Regions from separate parts of the Mus musculus genome. Here region 1 is linked to region 2. A link is a loop called in an ENCODE intact Hi-C map of the cell type or tissue named here. Cell type or tissue: left cerebral cortex. All regions are shown on one strand.

What was found. A loop is a pair of places that touch in the nucleus more often than their neighbours do. Peaks named below come from ENCODE experiments on the same cell type or tissue, not always from the same donor. Only the 100,000 strongest peaks of a DNase experiment are listed, where the experiment ranks them.
Region 1: it touches region 2 in a loop (2.0-fold over the local background); 13 of 42 quality-filtered maps call a loop at or near these places.

The regions. Positions count from the first base shown.
Region 1 is chr6:94,642,174-94,647,173 of GRCm38, reverse strand. All of the region lies in intron 3 of Lrig1 (leucine-rich repeats and immunoglobulin-like domains 1), which reads left to right. Among named protein-coding and RNA genes, the nearest start is that of Mir7041, 38 kb to the right of the region's middle. In left cerebral cortex, a CTCF peak has its summit at 3,370 (motif pointing left); DNase peaks (open chromatin) are centred at 506, 2,355, 2,987, 4,872 and 1 more place; H3K27ac peaks cover 1,678 bases.
Region 2 is chr6:94,693,362-94,698,361 of GRCm38, reverse strand. All of the region lies in intron 1 of Lrig1 (leucine-rich repeats and immunoglobulin-like domains 1), which reads left to right. Among named protein-coding and RNA genes, the nearest start is that of Lrig1, 4.3 kb to the left of the region's middle. In left cerebral cortex, a CTCF peak has its summit at 2,668; no DNase peak of the experiment used is centred here; H3K4me3 peaks cover 531 bases.

The DNA of each region.
Region 1 (5,000 bases), 51 kb after region 2:
CAAGCTGGCTGCTCACTTTGTTCTGGAATCTGTGGTCTGGGAGCTTAGGAGGGTTAATACAACTTGATATGCCAAATCCTGAGCTGACATATCAAGTTGTATTAGGTGTGAGACCCCTCGGGGTGTGGGGCAAGATGCGGTCTGTCCAGGTAGTGTTTGCTTTGCAAGCATTCTGTCAGCCTCAGGTGAGCTCATTTGGTATCATTCTCATTAAAGATTGCAAATCCTTGGAAAGGCTTCCTGCCTCTGCACTTCAGGCTAGTCCTCCCCATCCTCTCACTCACATAGCTGCTGCTGCTTCTGGTGGTGGTGGTGGGGCGTTTATGGCTGTCTACTCCTAAGAGCACATCCAGGGACGTGATCCTGCTGCCAAGCCTCTGCAGAGCCCCAGCCCCCTTTGTGGTAATGCCAGCAGAGTTGCCCACAATGGGGACCTGCCCTTGAAGACATGACTCTAGGGCAGATTCCGGAGTACTCTCCTCACTTCCTGGATGTATTTCAAACCCAAACAGCTGAGGCAAAGGTGCCAATTTGTGGTTTCTCTTCCCAGCTTCTTAACTGGGTGCTGAGTGTGGGGAGGCTGCAGCACTGGCACCCTGGGCCCTGTCTCCAGTGCCAGCAGCCTCTGCACAGCTGCTTGGGACAGAGCCTTGGGGGATAAAAAGGTACTTTCCCTGGGAGAGCTGCCGGGGAGTCACTTCTGGACCACGTGGCTCTGGGGTGAAGGTGAATAGGATCTCCTTGCTTCCTACCATCTCCTGTAGCTTCAGGTTGCGGTGAGGTGGCTCTTGCTTTGTTGCTGTGCTCTGAGACTATTGCTTTCCTTTACCTGAAATCAGGAGGCCTGGAATTACATAGTCTGTCTGCCTGGAATTGATCTTACTTGCAGGAATTCCTTCTGAATGATCTCTTGTAAACCTGTTGGAGTTCAGAGACTGTGTGTGTGTGTGTGTGTGTGTGTGCGCGCGCGCGTGTGCGCATGCTCATTCTTGACTTTCTGTTATATTAGTTCCTTCATTGGAAGCTGTGGAGTATAGCTCTCTTACTCCACCAGGCCTTCTGGTAGCTGTGACTGTCCTGGCATTTTGTTCTTGTTACACGTTTTACTTTGGTACCTTAAAGTAAATTGTTGATTGACAAGTGGCTGTGAGAAATAGAAATTCTCTGAATAGCTTTAGCTCCATTTCCTCTGTGGTGCAATCTTGTAAAATTTCACAACCAGGACATTCATATCATATAGTCAAGTCCTAGAACGTATCCATCCCCACTAAAGGCCCTCCTCCTGCATGGCCACACCCACTGCCTTCCTTGTAACGTGTTCTGAAGAGGAAACGGACTGGACAGCACAGTCTGTTGGGATTGGTCCTTCTGTTGAGTGTGATTCCCTGGAGGTTGGTGGGGTTTGTGTGTTGATACTTTGTTCCTTTCTGCTACCAGGTTGGGTCTAATCTTTCACCACTGAAGGACACCTGTGGTCCTTCCAGGCTTTGATTGTTCTGAGAAAGACTGCTGTGACCAATCATCTTCAGCCTTATTGGCTACCTGTGGGCTGTTTTTATATTTTGCTGGTTTTGATACAGCCCAGGCTGGCTCTTGCACCCAAGACCCAAGTGCCCAACTATCTGTGAATCTTTTTGCTGAAATGTCAGACTTCTTGCTTATTTTCAAACTAGTATTTTACTTTACTTTTGGTATTTCAGTTCTGCAGGTCTTTACATATTCTAGATACTGGGCCTGTGTTGGATGTGTGGTTTGAATATGTTTTCCTCTAGTCTGAGGTCAAGTCCACCACCTTCTGGATTATGCTTTTAGGGTCAGGTCTAAGAATTTGCCTAGTGCTAAGCTAAAAGATTTTTTTTCTCTCTCTCTCTTTTTTTCCCCTCCATATGTTTTGCAGGCTTACCTTTGGCATTTAAGTGCACAATGGCTTGCTTTAAAAGCATGCAGTTCCAAGAAAAAAAGAGCACACGCGTGCTCTGGTGGGGCCTGCAGAGCAGACTGGACTGGGGTCTGGTATTCAGGGGTGCAGAACAGTGGCATTGACCGTGGTGTTGCTCTGGTCCTGTGGCAGTTGTGTCACCTATGGGGTGGATAAGGAGGGCATCATGAAAGGGCCTGCTCATGAGCCCATCCTTGAATCTCCAAGTGTACTTAATTCATATGCTGAAAGGCTTGGGAAATCGTGTGGTAAGAGAGAATCTAAATCTTATAATCAGTAGATCAAAAGTCTTCCAGATGAGGCAGGAAACAGGCCTGGTTTTATTTTTAAAGGCACAACATGGTATAACTCCCCAGAGGGAGAGGACTTTGTCTCAGAGGCTGCAGCCAAATGCTGAAACAGCTTCCTCCTCTGCCTGGAACTGCAGGGCTGTTTCAAAGCTGGCTTATGGATCTAGGGGAATGTTTCAGTGGCAGGCAGCCCGTTGGTGCCCCTGAAGAAATTTCTAAGACATCCCGGCTCCACCAGTTTCCTTTTTGTTATCTTCTTGTGCTTCTTCTGCACACAGGACATCATAGCTGGGAGTCTGAGAACACCTGGGCTTGCACCCTAGTTAGCTGGATAACTCCCAGCCAGGATGTAGCCTCTTCAGTGTGGACCTGGATGAGCCTTGACTGGTATGGTTGGGAGCAGAGGGTGGAAGGCTTCTCCTTGGACAATAGGTCTAATGCCCTAGAGCAACAATGTGTTTATAGCTTGTGCACTAAGGGCGTGGGACGTTCTTTGCAGGTGTGTGGGTCACTAGGGGTATATATACAATGTTTCCTAGTTTCATTTGCTTCCTTGGCATCTGTAAAGACAGGTCCTACTGCTGTTCTGATCACGTGGTTGCCCCTCACTGGGGATGCTTCTCTCTGAGGGGAGGTTCTGGGTTCTGTCCAGTGATGATCTCTTCCCCAGGGATCTGACTACTGCCCTCCTCCATCTTGAGGCTTTTCCACATCTCTGAGACTGTGGGTGGGATTTACATTCTGGTACAAAGTTATTTCCATCTGCAAAGTGGGAAGGCCAGCCTATCTGTGGACAAGCTCCAGTGGGTTTAATCCAGGTTCCAACTACAGTGGCTTTTTAAAGGGTCTACCACCTGGAGTAGGCTCACATGCTGTGAGACTATGTTAGGGTACAGGGTTCTATAGGAGACTCCAGACTGCAGTACCCGGAATTCTCATCTGTGCACAGTGCACACATAGCTAATTAATGAAGGCTATGCCCCATACATACTCTTTACCTAGGTATTTCCAGTTAAAGATTAGGACTCAGGAGGGCCAGAGTGATGGCTCAGTGGTTAAGAGTCCTGGTTGTTCTTCCAGAGGACTAATATTCAATTCCCAGCACCTACATGACTCCAGGCCCAGGAGCTCTGGTGTCCTCTTCTGTCCTTTGTAGGCACTGCACACTTGTGCACAGATATATATTCAGAAAAACAAAAACAAAACCACTTCTACAACATAAAAATAAATAAAATCTAAGAAAATAATTTTAAAAAAGATTAGGTCCTACAGCTCAGCATCTAATGCACATTTAACTGGTTTTTATTTTTATTTTTTAAATAAGCTTATTTACCAAATTGGAAAGCACAGTGGCAATTGTGCAAAATAGTAAGAGTGAAAATTTGATTGCTGTCAGACTCTGGTGAGAGCTCTGTCCTCCCTTTCTCCGTCTAGGACTTTTAGAGTGGTCCCCACACACACTGACAGCCCATGTATCCTGCCTCTGGCGTACCACATTGGATAGACGATGTCCTGGTAAACTTGACACCCAAGGATGACATGAAGGATGGCCATGACATGAAGGATGGCCATATGAAGGAGTCTGTGCTCTGCTTGGGAATGTGGAATGAGGTCACCCTGTTGTTGAGGTCACCCTGTTGTTTCTCATCCTAGTTACATCAGTTTTTCTGGTCCTGGATGGTGAGGTCAGTAGGAAGAGGGACCACAAGAGTTGGTGACAGAGCCCGTTGGTGTTTGGACTCCTGGTGTTCCCCTCACAAACCAGCATTTGTGTGGGGTCTCTTTCATGAAAACCCTTGCTGGGATAGAGCCCTTAGAGGAGAGAGACTATTCCTATGGTTACTTGGTCAGAGTACCTGGAGTATGTTGCTGGCCTTAAAAGGTCCTCTTCCCATCTTGTTTTGGTATCTGCCATCTCCTACCTTTTCTCCTTCTCCATCCTGGTAACAGGAAGAATAATCCACTTAGTGGACCGTTAGGGGCAAGGCACTGTGCAATAACACGGGTGCTGCCTGGCTTTGTCTGACTTGGTCGTTCAGAGACAACTGCCCGAAGGCTAGGAGAGCAGTTGCTCCTCATTGTTCTGTAGAGTTTTCTCTCCTACAGGCACGGGCCATGACCTTGACCACGTAAGACACTGGCCTTAGACTCCTTTACTCTAAGTCAGGAGAGGCCAGGCTGGTCTTGCTGCACCCTTCGCCCTTCGGTTGTGCCAGGGATGGGGGCTTCACAGCCTGGTAGTCTGCTAAAGTCTAGTGGAGGGGGATGCAGGGAAACATGGTGGATGTGCTAGGGCGTGTGAGGTAGCAGATGTACCTCATAGGTAGACTACGGTCGCTAGGGTCAGAAACAAGGAAAACAATCTTGGGGAAGAGAAAGCTGAAAGAGCATCTGAGGGCCACGGTGGTGGCCTTGACCAGGAATGAAAACATCTGTGGCTTTTCCCTGTAGGATGTCTGTATGTAGATGGAAATTCTAATGGTCTCATGGCTGATAGACAACACGCTTCCCTGCCCAGATATCAGGACAGATTCCCTTCCTGCAGGTATGGAAGGAAGTCCAAGCCTTTAGAAATCCCAGCCAGTACTGGGGATCCCAGCATGTGTCCCTGGGGATTAAAGGCAGATGTGGCTTTTAGAACACACTGGTCAGTGACATCTGATTGGAACCCTTCTGAGGGAGTGGGAAAGCATTGAGCTGGTGACATTAGGATGACTCAGACTGCTGTCATCCATCTCTCCAGTGAGTTTTAATTCAGGTTCCAGCTACAG
Region 2 (5,000 bases):
TCAGTAATTAGCATCTCTAGAACTATTAGTACCTTCCAGAGAAAGGCCTAGCTTGAGTAGTCTGCGTCTCATTTGAGCTTTTGAATGTCTTTCCTAGGACACAGAAGTAGTACAGCAGTAGCTTCAGTCATGACATTTGCTGTTTTAAAAAGCGAAAATTGATGACACAGGCTTTAACTCACACCTGTGGCTTCATTGCAGAAAACTAGGGGCTGGGTATCTGACCGTCTTGAAGGAGAGAAGTTGATTCTTTTCTAACAAGAAGACTGTATTCTTAGAGTGAGGGGCTTGGGTCTTCACATTGGTCACTTGGGCAATCTGCTGTGGGAGTTCTGAAGCCAGCAAAGACCCTTCTGCTACTGTTGCTGCCTTGAGGATTTTTCTCTTCTTCAGTATCTGCTTCCTCTCTGGAATTCACTACTGAAAATGCCTGGTCTTAGAGTGGGGCTGAACAGTGGCTCTGTCAGTTACTGGGAGGTAGACACACTATTGCTCTCTGCTAAGATTTTTATCTATTAATAACTGAGGCAGTTTGGGGACATTTTGGGGTTTTTTTTGCATACTTAAGATGGAATATTATTATTATTATTAAATAATAGAACTATGTGGGTAGAGTCAGAGAATGTTCTCAAGTGTTCACTTGTTGGAAGACTTGCAAAGCCATGTGTCAGGGGTGTTCTGAGGAAGGCTCTCCGTTCCCAAGCCACACTTCCTGGAGAGGACAGAGTGCTCTTATTTGTACTTTCTTTTTGTCACAAGACCTACCTTGGCTTGCCCTTCCTTGGAGCAGAACTTGCTGGTCATTTTTAGGCTTTCAGTTGCCTACAAGTGACAATTCACACAGCATAAATACCTTTAAAATTGTAGTCTCTCTTACTCACACAATTTAGTGATCAGTAAATACCAGACTGAGTGTTCTGGGCTTCAGGAGATAGGCCTCTACTGAAGATGGTTTTAATGGATTAGTTTTAATATTCAAGCAGTTTGGTTTCTGGGTTAGTATGTGGCATGTGCGCGCACGCACGCACGCGCACACACACACACACACACACACACACACACACACACACACGGGCCTTTGAAGAATACTCACGAGTTTATTTTATTTCTGCTTAAAGTGAAATCAAGTGTGAATTGTCTCCTAACCTTCATGTTTCTCAACATATTTCCCCCCACTGGTATTGAGGGTTGCACCCAAGGGCTGCAGCACGCGAGGCTGGGCAAGCTCAGCTACTTCTGAACCGTATCTCCAATACCAGCACTTTCCTTTTAAACCATTGCTTTTACTTTTTGGCAGGATAGCAGTGGAGAAAGTCTCCGTATGTAATACAATAAAGTATCTTGTATTTTCACTGCATTTACACCTTTTAAGGTCATTGTGTCTAGAAAATGCTTTGAGCTAGTTTATAAGCCTATGAAGTAGATTTACTGCAGCCTGCTCAAACAGTTTCAGGCTGTGGGTTTGCGATAGCAGGAGACCTATGGCTTTATGGGACTCCTCCCCCTTTTGTAAACAGTACATCTACCTTTGGAGTTGCTCGTAGGCCAAGTGTAGAGAAGCTAAACGTTTTTAATAGTGAATAAAAGTTTAGTGTGAGTAGAAAAAGCAGGGTGATGCTGATGGAGGAGAACAGAACCCTTTCCAAGGCTGGGGATAACTTACTCTCTATGGCTATGTAGAGTGGTGTGGAGCATAGCTGAGTCGCCTGTCCTGTTGCATAGGAGAGATTGGCATGGTCCGACCAGAACACTCATAAACAGCGCCAAACACCTCCCAGAACCTTACAAGAGGCTGAACTTCTTAGAACTTAGGTGTTTGCTTTCCTTCAAACTATTTTTGAGAGCATGATTTCAGAAGCTCCTTAAAGAGCATTACAGATTTACTTTAGACTGTTTCTCACCTGTCTAAATTTGAACAGAGGGTTTAGTTACAAAATAGTGTTAGTGTTAACATTCTGAGAGTTAACTGATGGTTGGGAGTGGGAGGGAGGCGGGCTTAGGAGGGCAGTCCTTGGATCCTTGTTCAGTGGGGGAAGGGAACAGGGATTCAAAAGCAAGGGCCTTTAGGAAAGGACACCAAGTGTGGCCATCTCGAGTGCCAGTAGTGAGCACTTATTGTTTTGGCTTCTCTTGTATCATATACGTATTTGCAGTATCAGGTTGGCTGCCTCAAATCTAGCTTCGATGGTTTAAGCACATAAGTGTTGGTTTTGGCTACATTAGACAATATGCATTCTGTGCTTTCACTGTAGAGTTGGGACACAAGGACAACCCCTGTCTGTCAGATTCTCCAGCAGTGCTTCAAGGGCTTGGTGTGCAAAGTGTTGTGAGTTAAGGTTCTGGAAATGACCTTCTATCATTATTCAAATCAGATGACCAAATCCTTTTAGAATCCAAACTGCTGTGTGTGTACGCGTGCACATGTGCAGATGTGTACGTTTAAATGAAGTACCCAGCTGGTTGATAGTCAGTCCCTCCTCGCCCTTTCTTTTACATTGGTCTCATATCACTTTAAGAGTTCAGCAGACCTTGAGCTTGTGTCGATTTGGGATCAGAGGCTGTTTGAAGTAGAGACGGATTTATTTATTTTGTGGTGCTAGGGATCTGAACTCACTGCCTGGGACGTGCTAAACAACTGTGCTTTCCTGCGGAGGAGCTCCACCCCCAGCCCTACAGGCCTTGAGGGGATTTGCACCTTTCAAAGCTTTCTCTGCTCTGGGGCCATATTGAAGAGATCTGTAAGAATGGGATGGAACCCAAGGCTTTGCCTACTCTTAGGCAGGCATTCTGTTAACTGAGCCCTATCCTCACCACATTGTCCCCCTCCAGGGCACTATTTTAAGAATCCACACGCTCAACCCGTTCTATAATTACATATAGTTACTAGATTTCACAAACTTTGGACTTCTGAGTGGATTATAGGCAGTAGTTCTTGGCAAGATCTTGAGAAGGCTGGGGACAGACAGTGCAGTATGCTGTGTTAAGAGCTTCTTTCTGTCCCATGTCCCCATATGCCTGCTCTCTAGCCTCCTCCCTCTTTGGCTAATTATCTCTCCTGGGTTCCCTGGGCTGCTTCCCTGACCAGTTGGGTTGCCCTCTGGCTGACCTTTTCCACTGTCAGGCCCTATGCTCGCCATGAAAGAGTCTCTTCCCTTCTCTGCAGAAGTGTTTCTGTGGTGCAAAGCCTTGTCAGTAGAGCTAGAAATGCCCCAGAGCCTGCTAGAGGCTACTGAGACACCTGGCTCTAAAATATGCACCTGCCTGGAAGAGAGGTCTGTGAGATAGGAAGGCCAGATGGTGGCCGTTTGAAGTAGCCCATGGCTTTTTAGAAGTGAGAGGGAAATCTAGAAGAGGGATCCTTTGAATTGAAAGTTGCTGTAAGCAGTAAGAATGGTGGTGGTTTTGTTGATTTTGTCATCTTTCTCTTCCTTGTCCTCTTCTCCCTCTTCCTCCTCCTCTTTCTCTTCTCCCTCCTTCTCTCCCTTCTCTTTCCCCACATTTGTTTAAAACCTAAAGGGGATTCCTCTTTCCCTATAGTTGTAAGACTAGGTTTCCTGGTTATGTAAGCCTAACTTTCAACTAGTTTTGATGAGCTTGGTGACATTTACTCACTGGGGTCCTTCCCCCTCCTCAGCAATCCCCAGGGGGTCTTTATCAGGAGCAAACCGAACTTCAGGTTGTGTTGCTATCCAGAGTTGATTACAATGGATGTTCTTTCAAAGGTTAAAGCTTTGTCTGAGACAGGAGAGAGAAAGGGGTGGAGGGGAAATGTCCCAGGCAGAGGAAGAAAAATACACAGAAATCTCAATTGGTGTCTGGCCTGTGGGAGGTTTAGGGGTTGTACCAAACCAGTGGGGTCCATTAAGGGTGGACTTCATTACTTTATTTCTTGCTCTGTGCGGAAACCTTGACTGCTGCTGTTCCTAGTAACGTAGCAGTTTTGGTTCTATTTCCTTATAGACCTTGTTGAAGACCAGACGTTAAACTTTGTACAGTGGAAGTCACATTCATTTATTGACTTAGTCCACATATTTTATGTATGAATGAAAATTTCAGTTTTTCACCAGTTAAATTGCAAACTGCCAGTTTGTGTCCACACTCTCTTGGGTGGGCATTCTTTTTCTCATCCAAGAGCTTTTTGCTTTATGTTTGTGTGCTGTTATGTTTTGTGTAATCTAGTGCTTCCTTTGTAGGTTTAAAAATACTCATGTCCATTATTTTAAATTATGTGTACGCCTGAGTGTGTGTATGTGGCATATATACCCATGAATGCAGGTGTCCTTGGATGCCAAAGGTGTTGGATTCTTGGAGCTGGAGTTCTAGGCAGTTATGAGCTGCCTGGTCTAGATGCTAGGAACTGAATACAGGTCTTCCAACAGAGCAGAAAGTACACAAGTGCTCAGCTCTCTCTCGGGCCTTTATCATCTGTTCTTTTGACCCAAACATATTTTGCATAGACTTCTAAAACGCAGTTCCGCAAATCTGCTAATAAAAGTTGTTCTAAAAGTGGTTTCTTCCTTTCCCTGGGTCTTGTACTCTTTGATTTCCCCCTGCCTTGTTCTTTGTATCCTCTCTAAATGGGCACCCGGTCCTTATACCCTGGTGTCTGATGAGTGTGATGGATGGGAATGGCATGAATAGAACTTCCTTTATTTTTACTCTGCTATACATGTTGGTGCCATCCACCTTGCAGGGCGCACGGGGTGGGGGCACCGGGTGCCACCCGTCACCTCGGAGTGAGGGTGGAAAGCTTGAAAGTTCTTCTTAAGGTTTGTTTCTGGTATCTCCACTCTCCAGCCCTTTGTCCCCGTTTTTTTCAAGGGGATGATAGTATCCTATCTCATAAGGGCTGGGCGGACAGTTACATTGTGCATGTGTGCCCTGGCTTCCTCTGTGGAGTTCACCAGTTAAAGGTTAAGGTGGCAGTACCTCTGTCTTGCATCCGTTCTCATGATTAGTTCCTCCGAGTTGCATTTCCCAGGGACGAAAGAGTTTCCTAG